Linked DNA regions of Homo sapiens: region 2 is linked to region 1. A link is an interaction called in ENCODE POLR2A ChIA-PET data of the cell type or tissue named here. Cell type or tissue: Panc1. All regions are shown on one strand. Each heading gives the region's core, and the rest is flanking DNA. Links, peaks and the distances in the headings are about the cores only.

Region 1 (9,325 bases), core at 421-8,420:
GCTCCCTCTCCCTAAGGAGTTTGAGCTGAATAAACAAGCCACACCACTGTCACACATCCATAAGAGGGTCAGGAAACTCCCATGTTATTAGAACACACCACTTCGGAATCACTCCTGAGACAGAAGAAAGGTGCCTGGAGAAGCCAGGAGAATGTTGTCCAGAGTGAAATCACAGTGGTCCAGTGTCAAGCACTCTGACTTGCAAACCTGCAAATGTATTTCCAATCAACATCTTGAAGGTATTGGGCCTACAGAAAAGATGTCAGTTTAGCCACCCTTAGAAAAGACTGATACATAAAGCCAAAAGTCAAATGCACTTATTTACAGAGGGTAACATATTAAGTGCTCAGGATACTCTTAACTTTTCTTCAGGACCTGTTGTTTCTTCATTTTATGGTAACTGAGAAATGGAGATTCTAATCGAAAAGCAAGAATGAGAAGTAACAGGAGGTAAATAACCAGATCAAGGAAACGTCTGATTAAACATTTTTGTCTGCTCAATACGAACTTTCTGGTTATATAGAAATATTTTTATCATTTGATTCAGTGTCTCCCATTGGATGAAAACAAGAATGTTTCCTTTTCTGAGGTCAGGTTTTCTACATTTGCAAGTTGACTATTCTTTTATAAGTCAACATAATTTTATATCAGACTCCTCTCAAATCTGTGCTGGAATTCAATAACAAACAGTGCTTTATGAGAAAGTTTGATTCTTCTATAGAATATTGTACAATTGAAAAATATTTAACTGCATGTACATTATGGCCAATAAAAACAACCCATGGATACACTCTTGTTAATGTTCCTTGTGAAGATATTTCAGTGATTTTCTTTTTCTTTTCTTTTCTTTTTTTTTTTTTTTTTTTTTTTTTTGAGTTGGAGTCTCACCCTATTTCCCAGGCTGGAATGCAATGGCACAATCTCGGCTCACTGCAACCTCCGCCTCCTGGTTTCAAGCAACTCTCCTGCCTCAGCCTCCCAAGTAGCTGGGATTACAGGCACACGCCACCACGCCCAGCTAATTTTTGTATCTTTAATAGAGACAGGGTTTCACTGTGTTGGCCAGACTGGTCTGGAATTCCTGACCTCATGATCTGCCCACCTCGGCCTCCCAAAGTGCTGGGATTACAGGCCTGAGCCACCGTGCCCAGCCTCAGTGAATTTTTAAGTAACTGACCTCTTCATTTCTCCACATAACCTGAACCTGTTTACACTCACCTGTGAGTGCTAATGAAATATGAATTATTTTTAATAATTGGTCAGAAACAAAAATAAATCCAAATTTAACAGTAACAAAATAGTTTTATATTACAAAGCTAAAATACTTTGTCTTCTTTATCGTTTTTGCATTTATATTGTCAATAAGAAGAGTCAAACTCTGTAAAATATTTTTAAAAGTTTATTCGGAGCCAAATATGAGTAAGCCTGGCCTGTGACACAGCCCTGGGAGGTCCTGAGAACATATGCCCTAGGTGGTTGGGGTGCAGCTTGGTTTTACACATTTTAGGGAGACATGATGTTGCAGAATTTGCTCCTTAGTTCAGCTAAAACCAGGCTTTTGTCACACAACCAGGAAAATTTAGGCATGCAGACACACTGAAGGGTAAGTAGAGCACAATTTAATCAGGCAAAAAGAGAAAAAAATGGAGGAAAAAAAAAAAAAGCAAAGCAAGATGGAGTCCTGATTACAGGCCCCCCACCTCACAGATTGAATCCCAGGCCACTACATAGGGACTGAAGAGGCCAATGAGATTTCAATCAAATACATTTAATAAATACATTGGTTTGGTCCAGAAAGGTGGGACAACTGGAAATTGGGGGCTTCCAGGCTATAGGCATGTTTAAAATTTTTCTGGTTGACAATTGGTTGACTTTACTAAAGACTTGGGATCAATAGAAAGGAAATGTATGTGTTGAGATAAAGGATTGTGGAGATCAAAGTTCTTATTTGCCGAGGAAGCCTTCAGTTAGTAGGCTTCAGAAAGAATAGGTTGTAAGATGTTTTTTTATCAGACTTAAAGTATGTGTTGATGTTAATGATGGAGAGGTATAATAAGAGATGTCCAACCCCCACTTCCCATCATGACTTAAGTCAGTCTTTCTGGTTAAACTTGAGTGCTTTGGCTGAGGAAAAAGTCCGTTTGGATGGTTGAGGGGCCTTAGAATTTTATTTTTGGTTTATAATATATAACAATCTTTCCATTTCTTAACATATATAATAGAATATTAACTAAATTTCCTTTTTATGAGCTTAATGATGGTCAAAAAGAATGTCAGAAGCGCTGAAGAAATGAAGTGAATCACATAGCACTATTGTAGGAGCTCTGGGTCCATGAGAAAGCTTCGTGGGTTCAAATAAAGGTTAATCACTTAAAAGTTATGTGTCTTAGATGGATTTTGAAAGTTACCAAATCTCTGTAAGTTGTAGCTTCTTTATCTAATAAATGAAGATAATAATACTTCCATCATTGGGGTTATTAAAACTAAATATATATATGGAGAGAGAGGATGTACATAGTAAGCATTAAGAACTCATTGATACAAAACAGAATTTCCCCAATTTGCCTCCAATTTCAGATTTTAAATGTTTCTTTAAAGCCTTAAAGAGATAACATTCAGATGGCTATCAATTACTGAACACTTTAGTGTCTGTGGAAAAAAAATGCTTTCCTCACAACACAAATGCTTTAACCATAAGTAAGGCAAATTCCAGGAACAAATTTTATTGTATGTTTAATCTTCATTGATCATATAGTCAGTAATTCAGATAGAGATTAATGGTAAGCCATGGGAAAAAAATTGTGAGTGAACAATGTGTCCTGAAATCTCACTAATTAGTTTGGAAAAATAGAAGTTATTTTTACATTTAGTAACATGTATTTGTAAAAAAGCCTGAGGCACAAAGCATTCAAACACCTAATCCACGTTCCATTCTGATGGGATACATAATCACTTTGAACAAAAGAAACAAGCCATTTTGCAAAAGCCTAAATATTTAATTTCTGCTTCTCCTTCTAAAGAGAAATAATTCCCAGCACTGAGTATTTGTATATGCATCACTTAGTTATGGGATAATCTTCAATTGAGCAAAAATGTAAGCTCTTAGAAAATGATTAAATGAAAAGCGACTATGAAACAAAGGAAAGAGGAATAGTGGAGAAAAATAAATGAAAGAATTTCATTTAATCTTACCTTTCAAAGTCTACTAAATCAGTATTCCTGAAATTCTTTAATCATCAGGGTAGGTAATTTAGAATCCAAAATATGATGTTCACAGTGACTCTTAACAAAATATTAAGCCCATTCTTTAACTTAATGTGGAAAAACAAAACCAAAGCCACCATATCTATAAAACCAAAACAAAATCTAATCTGATAGATTAGCTCAATAGAACATAGCTTTCAGAGACTTCTCTACAAGTATGTTCTTAAATAGAAGAAGCATTTTATTCCTCTTGGAGCCTTTCTCATAGTTTTAGCTTGACACTCCTGAATCTTTTGATTCCTATAAGCAGCTCTAATTTTACCTTCAAAGGCAGATCAAACAAGTCTCCTTACTCCAATTTACTCTGTTTCTCTTACTGATAGATGCTTTGAAACAAAGATTTGTGATCATGCTGTCATTATTGTCTCTGACTTTTAAGACGTGATTTTATTGTCTATAATAGGAGTCAAAAGATATCATCTGACTAAGATCAAATTTTTTCTTTTTCTCTATACTTAATTTTATTCCATAAATAATCTATGAAAGAAAAGCTTTCAAGTTTGCCACAAGTCAGTGCTATTACATAACATTTTTTTTTGAAACAGGAAAAGGGTAATTTAATTGAATATGAAAATTTAAAGCAATAAATGGACTTCACTAATGATCACATTGTGAAGAGAAGAAGCAGCAGTATCTATTAAAAACCAACTCCGGCCAGGTACAGTGGCTCATGCCTGTAATCCCAGCACTTTGGGAGACAGAGGCAAATGGATCATGAGGTCAGGAGTTAAAGACCAGCCTGGCCAACACAGTGATATACCCCCGTCTCTACTAAAAGTACAAAAATTAGCTGGGTATGGTAGCATGAGCCTGTAATCCCAGCTACTCAGGAGGCTGAGGCAGAATAACTTGAACCTCGGAGGTGGAAGTTGCAGTGAGCCGAGACCACACCATTACACTCCAGCCTGGGCAACAGACTGGGGACTCTGTCTCAAAAAAAAAAAAAAAAAAAAAAAAAGAACCAATTCCATTCCCCATTATTCCCCATTGCCTCACTTCTCCTCATCTTTAGCTACCTGACCCCTCCTCTCTTGCTCTTCTTTCCCTGCCCCACATTAACCAAAACCCCAAAAAACATCAAGGTCTCTTCATCCCTATCCCTATCTTACTGAGCCATACATTCGTCTGCCTTCTCTCCACCCTAGCATCTTCCCAGACCTTTTCTCCATTCTTTTTCCCATGTAGAACAATTTTGTTCTCTCTGCTTTTCCAATTTAGTAGACAGAGAATTCACCTTTAAAGAAGGGATTATAAACAACAGACAATATTATTCTTTCTGAGACATTGTTAGACACCAACGATGTCTTCTGATTTTAATAAAATAGTGAATACAATTATACTACCAGAAAACCTAATTTCATTAAGAAACAAGTAGTTAAATATATACTGTGGATATTACTCTCTTGATCGGGCAGGAACAACTCATACCCTCTACAGGCCCCCAAGTTCTGTTGGGGCATTACCAAAAGTATGCCTCAGAAAAGCCCACCGATCATTCAATATCAGTTTCCATGTTAAAATCACAGTATACTTCTACTTTTTCTTCCATTTGTGACAAGCTCTACAAGCTGCTTGAAGAAGATGTATCAATATTCCTGTCCAGCCAGAGTAAGCATCATGAGGATACCAAATTCCATGGCAAAATTAGTCTCTCTGGATATTCTCAAAACCCCCATTAGATGTCAAAGAAGTACTGGCCTCCATGTATAACTACTGTGAAATTAAGAAGATCCACTGGGATGTTAGATTTATGATTCGCAAAATACCTAATTTATTGCCTCATTTGGTTTTATATCAGCCCTTTGATGCTGTAAACAGGTTAAAGTGTATTAAGTGTATCTCCCAAGTTCACAGAATTATTAAATCATGGGGAATAAGACTCAAACCCTGGTTTTTCTTTCCAATGTTTCTGTTGTTTTTCACTTTTGAATAAATAAACTAAAAAACTTTATTTGTAGATTAATGCTTTTTGTGGCAGCTACCTTAGCAAAGTTGTCTAAGAAAAAATTAGTAGGCATTGATAATTTTAAGTAATAAAATAAGTACATTATATAAATTCAAATCTGTCAGGAAAAAAAAGTTATTGATGCCAATAGTTGATAAACTATTTTGCCAAAGTAGCATTTCCTCTGACTTGCCAATATGCCAAAATTTTTGAAAGTAATTTCATAAAATCACTATAATTGTACCTTGTAGTTCAGAGTAATAGTTTTAAATAAATATAGATTATTTAAATACATTGTTACAATAAATAATTTTAACAAATCAAATTATTACAAATTATTTAATACCAATATAAATGATACCTTGTCATTTGTAAAATATATGGAGAACTCAGAAAAATAAACAACACAAAAACTAAAACTCACAATGATTCATCACCTAGATATGAAATATGACCTAAACTTTTTGAGATACTTTTTAGCCAGGAATCAATGATACAAAAGCATTTACATGAACTAATACAATCCAACAACAGAAATGAAACCTTAGGACTGCTAAAACAAACATACAAAAAAGACATTAGAGAGAGAAACTTTGTTATTTAATATCTCAGTTGGATAAATGGTAATTTATAGAGGGAATAGCAAATTTAGATTAACTTCCAGATTGTAAGTATCACAGAACGAATGCCTATTGCACTATTTATGGCAAATTAAAAATCAGTTGTCTAAAATAATGAGCTATTGAAACAAAAAAGTGTTTTTTCCCCCTGGGGATGACAATCGAGAATTTAGGGGAAGGGGAGAAAGAAAAGAAAGTGAGCCCCATTTATGATAACAGGTAAGTAGGTAGCTGTATATGTATGGCAACACACAGGAAGCATCGACTGCTCAAAAAGAGTCTCCCACTGGCTTGTCATATGGTCTGAAATCCCACTGTTAGAAATTATGCTTGGAGGTCTTAAAGGTCTTAAATAAATTTTCATACTCAAATAGAAGTATCTTGGAATGTAACAATTTAGCTTTGATTAGTCAATTTTATGGGGGACTTGGATTATTTAGTGAGAACCAGTCAAATAACGTTGACGCAGAATATCAATAAAGAGGGAGATTGCCTTGAGAAACAAGTAGGTAAATAATATTTGACATAGTTTAACTATTACCTCAAGTCTGTTCTTTGAGCTCAATTAATCAATGTGATAATACCTATAGAACGTGTATGATGCGAAAGTCAAGATGTCAATAATCAGGAAGATCAAGAAACCCATAAGAAAATATCATACCTTTCTAAGAAATTTGCTTTCTTGTTGGAAAAATAAGACATACATCTGAAAAAAGTAACTTGCTGGTTCTAGACATAAACTGGTAATTTACACCAGAGTGCATGGATGAAAATGTCCTATAAGAATTGAAAGGCATATTTTTTTTGCCTGTATCTGGAACACTCCATTGGAAAACAGAGAAGCAAAAGTGATCTAATGTGAGTTCAATTTATTTAAATTGCAGAAAATTAAATTTTTTGTATGATCTGGAAAACTGTATACATATAAATATCAAGGTAAACACACAGAATAATATAGATATTTAGATATAGCAAAAGTGAGTGAGTGAGCAAGAAAGAAATTCCTTGTCATGAGTAATACCAAATGAGGTCCACCCCATTCTGCCATCTTAGTAAATTTTTCCTGCTCCTCTCTGATTCATAACTCTACTCCTATATGTTAATTCTTTTATTATTTTCTTTTGCTTTTATTGATACCTAATATTTATACATATTTATGGGGTATATGCAGTATTTTGTTACATGCATAAAATGTATCATAAATAAGTCAGGGAACTAGGATGTCCATCACCTTGTGTATTTATCATTTCTATGTGTTGGTAACATTTTAAGTTCTCTTTTCAAACTATTTTGAAATAATACATTGTTGTTAACTAAAGTTACCCTACTCTGTTCTTAAACATTAGAACTTATTCCTTCTATCTAACTCTATGTCTATACCCATTAACCAATGTCTCTATCTCCTGCTACATCCTTCCCTGCCTCTGGTAACCATCATTCTACTCTCTAACTCCATGAGATCAACTCTTTTCCCTCCTACATGAGTGAGCACATGTGATATTTACCTTTTTGTGCCTCACTAATTTCACTTAATGTAATGATGATTTTCAGTTCTATCCATGTTGTTGCAAATGACATAATTTCTTTTTTTAGGGCTGAATAGTATTTTATTGTGTATATAGACCATATTTTCCTTATCATTCATCCATTGCTGGACAATTAGATTGATTCCTTATCTTTCCTATTATGGAGAGTGCTGCAATAAACATGGGGTGTGCCAGTATCTCTTTCATATAATGATTTCCTATCCTTTGGATAAATATCCAGTAATGGAATTGCTAGATTGTACTGTAGTTCCATTTTTAGTTGTTTTTGAGAAATCTCCATACTGTTTTCTGTAACAGCTTTAGTAATTTACATTTCCACTAACAGTGTGTAAGAGTTCCCTTTCACTTAATCCTTGCCAACATACATTATTTTTTGTACTTTTTATAATAGCCATTCTAACTAGGGTGAGATGATATTCTATTGTGATTTTGATTTGCACTTTCCTGATGACTAATGATCACATGACTGTTGGTCATTTTGTACATCTTCTTTTAAAAGTGTCTATTCATGCTCACTTTTAAATGTGATTAGTGTTTTGCTATTGAGTTGTTTGAGTTCCTTGTATATTCTCATTATTAGTCCTTTGTCAGAAGAGTAGCATCCAAATATTTTCTCCGATTCAACCAGTTGCTTCTGAACTCTGTTCATTGTTTTCTTAGCTGAGCAGAATCTTTTAGCTTAATATAGTCTCATTTGTCTGTTTTTGTTTTTTGTTGCCTTGGCTTTTGAGGTCTTTGACATAAAATCTTATTTTTAGAAGACTATTCTGAAGTGTTTTCCCTATGTTTTCTTCTAGCAGTTTTATAGTTTTTGGTCTTACATTTAAGTGTTTAATTCATTTTCAGTTTATTTTTGTATAAAGTGAGAGATAGGGGCCTACTTTCATTCTTCTGCATATGGATATCCAGTTATACCAGCATCATTTACTGAAGAGGATGTCCTTTACCTATTGTATATTCTTGGCACTTTTATCAAAAATAAGTTGGCTGTAAATATGTGAATTTCTGAGTGCTCTCTTTTCTTACATTGGTCTGTGTGTTTGATATCATGCTGTTTGGGTTACTATAGCCTTGTAATATATTTTGAAATCAAATTGTGTGATGCCTCCAGCATTGTTCTTTTTGTTTAGGATTGCTTTGGCTATTCAGGCTCTTTTGTGGCTTCACACAAATTTTAGGATTTTTTTTACATTTCTGTAAAGAAAGTCATTGGTATTTTGACAGGGATTGCATTGAATCTGTAGATTGCTTTGTATAGTATGATCATTTTAATTATATTAATTTTCCAATTAATGGGCATAAGATGTCTTTGCATTTATTTATGTCTTAATTTATTTCATCATTGTTTTGTAGTTTTCCTTGTAGAGATCTTTTATCTCCTTGGTTAAATTAATTCTTAGGTATTTTTTGTAGCTATTATGAATGGGATTGCCTTCTTTCTTAATTTGTCTTCAGCTAATATATTATTGGTATATAGAAATGCTACTGATTTTTGTATGTTAATTTTGTATCCTGCAACTTTACCAAATTTATGTATCAATTCTATGAATTTTCAGGGAGAGTCCTTAAGTTTTTCTAAATATAAGATAATGTCAACACTGAAGCAGGAGGATTGCTTGAGTTCAGTAGTTTGAGACCAGCCTGGAAACATGGAGAGACCTGTGTCTACAAAAAATACAAAAATTAGCCAGGCATGGTGGTGCATGCCTATAGTCTCAGCTACTCAGGAGGCTGAGGTGGGAGGATTGCTTGTGCCTGAGAGGTGGAAGTTGTGGTGAGCCAAAATTTCCGCACTGCACTCCACGCTGGGTGACAGAGTAAGACCTTGTCTCAAAAAAAAATATGTATATATATATGTATGTGTGTGCGTGTGTGTGTGTATATATATATATAAAATATATGTATATTATACATAATATATATTATATACGTATATATAATATATACGT
Region 2 (9,325 bases), core at 742-8,741, 250 kb after region 1:
CGGACCTCCATCAAACATTACTGAAATCAGATTCTTGAGGGATAAGGCCAAAAAATTTGCATTTTTGAAAAACACTCCAGATAACTTTGCTGCAGAAGATCTAAAACCTCAGAGGGAGAAATACTGTCCTGGACTTTTCAGCTCAGTGATGCCTTCCCAGCACACTCCACTTGCAACCACTGGATCCTCCTCCTTCCTAGTTTACAGACATTGTGTCTACATATACCCTCCGTTGTTCTTTTCTCCTCTTAAATGTCATGTAATCTGCTGGACTATCTTGGGCTACTGAGAGAGTGCTGGGAGGATTTTGCCAGTTCACATGGAAGCATCTTCATAAAAGTCTTCTGATGGCTGTGGCCAGCCCCCTTGGAAGAGGTCGTAACCTGGACCTGGGAATATCGTTCAGGTGATAATTAGGATTTCACCATGTTCCTTAAATAATATGTTGTGCATGTCTTCCATTTGCACAATGATATAGGACAACAGTGAATATCTCTGGAGGGGACTTCCTATTGGATAGATCTTAGCTTGAATTCCCAGTCTACTATGTGCTACCTATGTGGCCTAGGTCAAGTAACGTGACCTCTCTGCGCCTTGCATTTATCAAAAGGAAATAATAATTTATACTTTCCAGAATTCTCTGGATTAATAGTGTAGGAAAAGTGTCCATAACATGAGTACATGGTATTTAATAAATGGCATTAAAAACATATGCCAAAAGTGTATCATTTCTACGAAAAAAAAGACTGGTCTGAGATCCTTAGTGGTGCCAGGTGCCCATGCAATCCTTGCACTACTAACAAAGGCCATAATTGTGGAGTTTGTCCCAAATTCTTAGCTGCAACCCCATGGGTAAATGTAAAGGCTGAGATAAGGATAAAGGCAAGGCCATTTAAATTAATTGAAGGTCCTGAATTTTTTCCCTTTGGGGAACAGCTTAGGGAGGGGAAAGAAAAGAATCTCTCCATTAAGACGGTCTTTAAATTGGCAAGCAAACACTTTTTGGTTAATATCAAACAAAGGATCAATGTAAGAAAAAAATTATGTATTTCTCCTGTCCAAACTACCATATTTCAGAGCATACTCATTGGCAGTTTTCCATCATTTCAGTTTCTGGGACAGGGACAGAAGCTTTGGACAGCCGGTTTGTTTGTGTTTTATTCTTTTCATTTGTTTGTTTAATTTTCCATTATGAATTGGACATGAAATGTGCAACCAAATTCCTGCATTAAATATCCCTGGCATAAAAGACATGCATTAAATACCCCTGAGATAAAGGACATCCCCAATATACTCCATCATTAATGAGCTTAGTACTGAGTTTCAATCGCAAGAGAGGAGTGGCAAGTTTTGATATGTCCTACAGCAAATGATCGAAGGTTTTTACCCTCCTTGTAGTATGAAGAAAGTATCAGTCAAGTTATCTCCTAGCCTGGACTGAACAGGTGAGTAGTTTCTATGCCTTAGATATTACTACCATGAAGTGAAGGATACAATTACATAACTGTAGGCTGGGGGCGGTGGCTCACGCCTGTAATCCCAGCACTTTGGGAGGCTGAGGCGGGCAGATCACAAGGTCAGGAGATCGAGACCATCCTGGCTAACACGGTGAAACCCCGTCTCTACTAAAAAATACAAAAAATTAGCCAGGTGTGGTGGCGGGTGCCTGTAGTCCCAGCTATTTGGGAGGCTGAGGCAGGAGAATGGCATGAACGCTGGAGGCAGAGCTTGCAGTGAGCCAAGATCTCGCCACTGCACTCCAGCCTGGGCAACAGAGCAAGACTCCATCTCCAAAAAAAAAAAAATTATGTAGCCATAGAATAGGTTTACAGCCTAAAATCCTACGCAAACCTACCATAAGCTTTTGTGAATTAATGAGACCTTTGAAGCATTAGACATTTTATTCCCTCTTTCTTAGCATCATAGTTGGTCCTCAATATCTTGACACTTTCAGGCATGCAATACTTATTTTGAAATACATATTTTCAAAGCATTTCGATGCCTACTTTTCCCAAAAGAGCATTTAGATTCTTCAGTAAATGAACCTAGACATACAATTTGTGTCTTATCTTCCACTGGCCAAAGCAACTTATATAGATTTGTTTTCTCACAACTCTGCAAAATACAGTAAATACAAGAATAGTGACTTTTTAATTTTGTGGACTAACTGAGGAAAACAACGATGAGGACAGTCTGGAGCAGGAGTAGGCAAACTATAACCCATGGGCCAAATCTGGTTCAATGCCTGTTTTCATACATAAAGTATTATTGATTGAAACATAGCCAGGTTCATTTGTTTATGTATTGTCTAAGGTTGCTTTCACACTAAGATGGCAGAGTTTTAAATATACAGATACTTATTATCCACAAAATCATCAATACTTACTATGGCCCTTTACAGAAAACATTTGCCAAATCCTGGTCTGGAGCACAGCCCTAACAATTTGAAGACCAATGTCTGTGGCCTTCCATAAATTTTCACTTGTTGACAATCCCTGGACAGCAGATGGAATTTACGCTTAAACAATCTGGTTATTTTTATATTCTTAAATATGAGAAGTTATCTTAATTTTTGTTGAATACCTACTAGAAGTATATTTAATTCTCTATTAGATGATATTATTTCCAAATAAGTTTCTGAAAACTACCATCCTACACATTATTCTTCTTCAGAACTCTTTGAGTACATTTTCAAATATAGACAAAATGAAAAGCAGACTTTTAAAATAGTACTTTGATGGGAAATGCATTATTGTAGTAGTGTATATAAGAAAAAGAAAAGGACAAGAAGGTGATGCACAGAAATTGCCTTTAGATATTTGAGGTTATATGTATAAAGATATATATGCATATACATACACACATATAATCTTATAGATAATTTGTATACTCCTTTTGATTCTGGTTTGATCCTCCAGATCTATAATTCAACACAAATAATAGTGAATTGCATGTTTATTGACTTTTTTAGGTAAATACTTTTACAGCCTAATGTCATACAGTAGCGGCTGATAACATCAGTTTAGACATGGAACTGCTTTACTTAGAATTTGTTTTTCTCTCAAAGGGTCAAAGTATCCTTAATAAAAGAGAAAGATTTCCCTTATGTTTTCAGCTAGCCACAGCAACTAGGCACAACACTGAAAAAAAAAAAAGACAAGTAAAACTGTCTTTCAAACTTCTGTTTGCCCTTGCAAAGTGTCCTGGCTTAGGTGGATATTGAATATTGAATAACTTTGTCTATTCTTAATCCAAAGGCAGTGCAAAGCAAAAGACTAATAAAGAAGGATTAAGACTAAGGCCACTACATAGAGTCATCAAGTCGTAGAAAAGACTATCATAACATTTCTGACTCCACATCTAAGTTATCCTAAAATAGAAGCTGTTCTTTGAGCAATAGAGCATCCTTGCACTGACCTGGAGCACTGCTGCAGAGTCCAATTGGGTTAGAATTAAATTACATAATCATTTAGTCATAGTACACATTCTTATTGAGTGACGCAGGCATCAGACATGGTACTAAGTACTGAGTGTCCAAAGTCATGCAACGCAAGGTCCCTGTCTTCATGAGGCTTTTATTTAGTGGCAAAGGGAGACAACTCAATCTGGGAGAATGTGGAGAGTGCTATACTCTACTGGAGTTCAAACCTGTGACTCCCACCCTCACGTAATATGAGCATGTTTTATTTAACTCATTAATTAATAAGATGTTATGACCAGATCAAAAGTTGTTTTATAAGCTGGACAGAGACCATCTTAGAATGAGATTGATGGGTAGATTTAAAAAGTGGCTCATGTCCAACAGGACCATAAACCTTTGGAGTTATCTGCTCCACCTGGCAGAAATTATTTGCAGCTCCACCATGCAAAAAGCTACAAGTCAACAGCGAATGCTACAAAGTCTGGAATTTGTAATTAATAGTAAACAGTGAGGTAACCTAAGTATATTAGTTAATCTGTAGCTGGCCTTCTTTCAAAAAGACAATGAATGGAGGCTGTCCACATTTTTTACTTATTTCTTAAGCTTCAGATATAGTTTCTGAAGCACAGAGGAGGCCACCTTGAGGTCAGGATGGGGCAAGGCAAGCATGGCAGCATTTGAGTTAAGATTTGGAAGCTAAGTAGGAAAAACTGGCCATGGATGTGAAGATGGGCATTCCAGGAAAATAAAGAAAAATATGTGGCAACTTCACATTCATTCCTGTGCTACGCTGTGTAATTCCCCTGAAGGCTGGTAATTCAAAAAAAAAAAAAAAAAAAACCTCTAGAAAAAGATAGAAAACACAGAAGTTCCCATTTTTAGAATGGAGAATCAATCTGCCAAGTTTAGATAGGCATGGATTAAGAAATAAACTCACAAGGAAGCATTATATTATCCAGAAGCTGTGAAGGACCAGAATGCCTCCACAAAGCCTAGGGGATGTTCCACATTGGACCATGAGCCTAGCGAATGACTGAAAAAGGGCAAAAAGGGGGAAAAACTGTAAATGGTCTATTTCCTAGCCACATGTGCTGCTTGTCTGAATCAGGTTACGGTCTCTCACTTACTCTATTTAGAATTCTGTACATCTGGGTGTATTTTTTTCTAGTGTTTCCTATCATATCAGTGACAGAATTGTCAACACTGAGGTATCCATAAATTATACTGCAGTCTAGTAGTTTCCAGTGTCTGCGAAGCTTAGAACAAAAGACTCAAATGCAAATGTGAGCTGCTTAATTCAGTGAGTATTTGTGATGTTACCCAGGTGCCAATGACATCTTTCTGACCAGCTCAGAGGCACCAGGGAGCAACCCAACATACATTTTTAATGTGCTCAGCTGTGACAGCATATACACACAGAAGACCTTAAGGCCTTAAAGCCATCCTCCTGGAAACCACTGCACTTTTAGGGACCCAGAAGAAATGGTTTAATTAATCTTCTTTTTCAGGGTAGCTTTTTTTGATATAAATTATGTACACTGAAAACCTGCCAATTATAGCAAATTAAGGGACTTGGCAAGTGCATCCCTTAGAGGCAGATGGTAAATAATATCCAGATTCTGATTTGAAATAGGACCAGAGATTAGCTGGTGCAGAATGTAAAAGCAATCTAGATATGAGAAATAAACAGATTTAGTGTGAGCTCAAGAGGAGGGTTTTGGTTTGGGAGAGCTATAGTGATGCATTGAAAATGGATGACTCATTATCACTACGTGCATTTCCCTGAGATGAGCCAGCTCCAAGTGCTTCTTTCTGTGATTCTTTGATGAACAATTATTTATTGCATTAGTATCTTCACTATGTTACTCAGATGCTTCCGTTTCCTAATCTGTGCAATGAGCATAGAGCAGGTTGGGGTGAGTTTTTAATGTCATCACCACATCATGTGCTCCGTGTAGTACTTGACGTACAGTAAGCGTTAAAAAATGTTAGCTGTTTTTGTTAGTTATGACTACCAAAATAAAGAACAACTCTCACATACCTTCACCCTTATGTTTTGGCCAAAAATCCTAGCTAATGCTTATGAAAGCTGATTATGTGCTTCTACCTGATTCCATCAATTTCTTTACTTATTAATAGCATTCAAAATAAAGAGTCTGACCTTAACTTTGTTTATTTTTCCTTCTTAAATCAACCGTTAGCATTCCTCTTATCTATTAGGGCTTCCCATAATACTCTCCCCCACCCTCTGCCTTTTAATGTATAGTCTAGATCATTTGTGCTTAATTAGATAAAACCTCATCTCTTGTCTCTATACAACATTTTAGTATCTATTACTTCACTGATAATGTAAAAATTTTTGCCACATACAACACAGCTTTACAACATAAAGCTTCATGCATGATTTCATACCATGCTTCATACTCTTACTAGCTCTTCCACTATTCTCATTTATGCATGAGGAATGGGAGGCTCAGAGAGTTTAAGTACTATGCCTTTGTCACACAGATGGTGGGTCCCGGGAGCTGACTTGCCTTGATATTCTGTTGTCACTCAAAGACTGAAAACCACATAAAACCAAAGGAAATCGTGAAAGATAAAGTGTTCAGGTTGGTGTATCCTTGAAAGTGCCAGAAGAGAACTCCACTATGTATATCAAAGTTAAGGTGATTATCTAGGGAGAAGTTTAGACACATGCAAGACCAAATAATATTACTTCTCTGCTCACGTTTTTACTTCTCCAACCTCAGTTTGTATCTGGTTTGAGTCACTACAGCAAGGAGGATGGTGACCTCACCTTATTCGCTTAGTAACTAGATTTCTTGTTTTGCTAATTCACCACAGAAATAATTTAGAACAATTACTGGGTTCAGTTACAGATTCCACACTTTGGGGGAAAAAAAAAAGTAGGGTAAAGGCAGGGAGACATCCACCAGATGACAAGGTAAGAATGGAGGTTAGAATGAAGGTAAATGGGCAGAGCCAACAGAGCAAAACTCTCAGGCTCTGCTTGCACAAAGCTGTCGCAATCCTGCAACTCCCAGAAAACAGTCGTCACATTAGCCAGTACGTGTACGGCAATCTTCCCGGAGTCCGAAGTCTCAGATAGGACAAACTCAAGCGCACATTCGTCATGTAATTCATGTTCAGCCTAGGTTGCTAAAATTAGGGAATGACTCAATCATCATACACCATTACAGCTATTTTCAAGGCTGTAAGTGATGCGTTGCACCGACACTGATGCAAAAGCTTACCCCAATTAGCTTCTGCAAATGCTCTTCCTGCAACAGAGCTTCGTTTCCTAGGAGCCTTCAATCTAATTACAAAGCTTGATTCTCCCGCAGGGCCTGCCTGGCCAGATGATTTCATTTTACTTTTAGGCTAACCTTTGCCATCAGTGATGTCACTGAAGTGTTCCTTCTCTTGAGAGGCTCCTAGGAGCACACTAAAAGGTTAATTTGTTTGATATTTGGTTAAAGAGACTTCTCTACTGGAGGGGCTCTGTTTTGCTGTAGGCAGGTAATGGTACAAAGCAGGCATCTTCAGATGAAGGCAATTTGCACCCAGCCAGCACCAACATAGCTTTATGCACTAACTATCCAGCAGCCACTCAGATAGAAAATCACTGCTGAGAAGGAAGTCAATGGATCCTTTCTGCAATTCACATTATTCACTCAAGGAGATTTTGCATATTTCCTAGTGCTTTTTTTCTCTCAAAAACAAGAGCTGCAAGGCTCAGTGGAAAATGTAACCAGCTACGCAACAGGAAAAACTTGTGTTCAACCACCTTAGGCATCAGAAAAACAAAGGAAAAAGCACAAGTAACGTACATGCCACAATTCCATAATTATTATTCTCCAAACTCAAAGTATCTTTGCTACCTATAGACATCCTCTCCACCCTTCTCTGCCCTTTCCCTAGTGGCCCTTGCTGTGCAGAACTAAAGATGCTATAGAAAAGCTCAGATCCCAACTATGGCCACCTGTAATGGTTATGCTTATTATAGAGAGCCAGTGCTGACAATGAGGGTGTATAAACCAAACCAAGGCCACAAGGTAAGAAGCAGAAATCAAGGCAACCTAATATTTTTTATGAGTCACGTAATAACAAAGAATCGGTTCCACCAATTTTCCCCATTTACTAATGCCATTCAAAATAAACATTCTGACTTTAACTTTGTTTATTTTTCCTTCTTAAATCAACCCTTAGCATTCCTCTTATCTATTAGGGCTTCCCATAATATTCTCCCCCACCCTCTGCCTTTCAATGTGCAGTCTGGATTGTTACTTTTGCTTAATTAAATAAAACCTCATCTCTTGTCTCTATACAGCATTTTAATTTCCATTACTTCACTGATAATGGAAAAACCTTTACAACATAAGAATATGAAGCATGATATGAAATCAGCATATGAAAGTAGCAAATGAAAAGGGGTAGCTATTAAAATGAAATAGGAGGGTCCATGATCAAATTCAGCAAAACAAAAAAACATAGACAGAATGAACGCACACACAATACTCCCTGAATATAAAAATGTAGTTTACATTAAACAGTGTCATATGAGATAAAAAAGAAAAATTACTTTATTCAGCAGGTAATAAATTATAGGACTTGTCTAAGGGCTCTTAAGTGAAATTTTTAAAATAAATACATCCTTAGATAAGTTTGTAAATAATAAAGTAAAACCTGATTGTTGAAAGTTTGGGTAAAGATAGCAAATGGAAGAATGAAGCCACATCAGATCACATCATTTACATTTTCCATTATGCCTTCACAAATGAACAAATAAATAAATTTCAGAATAAAATAAATCATGATCAGCAGCAATGAAAAAGGAGTGCTGCACAACTGAAACTATAAAACATTATTAACAAGCAAAGAAACCAAAATGAAGCAACAGAAGATTCTAGAATAGAGCAGAGCAGTGTGGGCAACGTAACTGGCTTCTAAACTTTCACCAGCATTCTAAAAGTAATAATGCTGAGTTGATAATATACGAATGATTTTCACTGACTGCCAAACTTTGAAGAAGCAAATTGAAATTGTACTCTTGTATTTTTTTTTTCTAACTGAAAAAAAGTGAAAGTAGTTCCTGGGAGGGAGAGTGGAAAGGAGGAAATTAAGAAAAAATGAGGATAGTTAAGTTTGCAGGGGTTCACTGTGGGAACAATATGCAAACCTTAATGTCTACAGAAAATCATGATTTAAGATGTTCAACACAACCTTAGCTTATCACCTTTTCATCTCCCATACTCTCAACTTGTAGCTCAAAGCAACAAAAGTAGATAGCAATCATGGTGGAAAAGAAATAAAAAACTTTTTTTTTTCATTTTATCAGCAAAATTAGGAAATCAGATTACCTCTGCCAAATAATTCACATTAAGTATAAGCAATGCTAAAACAATCTGAGTGCCAACAATTGAAAGACATTATAGGGGGAAAAAATCAATAAATAACTGGTAAGTAAAAAATAGCATAAAATATGCACAAGTCAAGAAAAAACATGTATGAAAAAAGCATAGCACAGGAAGGAAAAAACATCTCCATAAATGCATTGCATTATGCTATAGAAATAGGTAAGAAGAAGATCATTTCAATTTAAAAAAAGAAAATGGAAATATGTTTTAATAGAAGCATCAAGCATTAAGTAAAATTGATGTCCAAAGCAAGAATATTATGAAACATATTAATCAATTTTAAGGAAGAAGGAATACAATAGACAAAGCTAAAATAAAATTGCTGCTCTAAATTGTTTTTTATAATCATAATAAATATAGAGAATGAAGAAAAACGTACAAAAGAAGGAGAAAAGAATAAATAAATACAAAACACTCAAAGCTCATAATCACATCATTTGCCCTTGCTTAAATAGTTTTAGAATATCTGTTTTTTATAAGCTGCCTC

What was found. ChIA-PET counts read pairs that join two places held together with the same protein. Peaks named below come from ENCODE experiments on the same cell type or tissue, not always from the same donor. Only the 100,000 strongest peaks of a DNase experiment are listed, where the experiment ranks them.
Region 2: POLR2A ChIA-PET joins it to region 1 with 19 read pairs; 2 of 35 experiments call an interaction of 5 or more read pairs at or near these places.

What each region holds. Positions count from the first base shown.
Region 1 is chr6:140,294,089-140,303,413 of GRCh38, reverse strand. No RefSeq gene overlaps it. Among named protein-coding and RNA genes, the nearest start is that of MIR3668, 93 kb to the right of the region's middle. In Panc1, for the core only: no CTCF peak of the experiment used is centred there; no DNase peak of the experiment used is centred there.
Region 2 is chr6:140,047,676-140,057,000 of GRCh38, reverse strand. All of the region lies in intron 1 of LINC02941 (long intergenic non-protein coding RNA 2941), which reads right to left. All of the region lies in intron 2 of LOC107986652 (a long non-coding RNA gene), which reads left to right. Among named protein-coding and RNA genes, the nearest start is that of LINC02941, 76 kb to the right of the region's middle. In Panc1, for the core only: CTCF peaks have their summits at 3,864 and 4,064; no DNase peak of the experiment used is centred there; H3K27ac peaks cover 278 bases.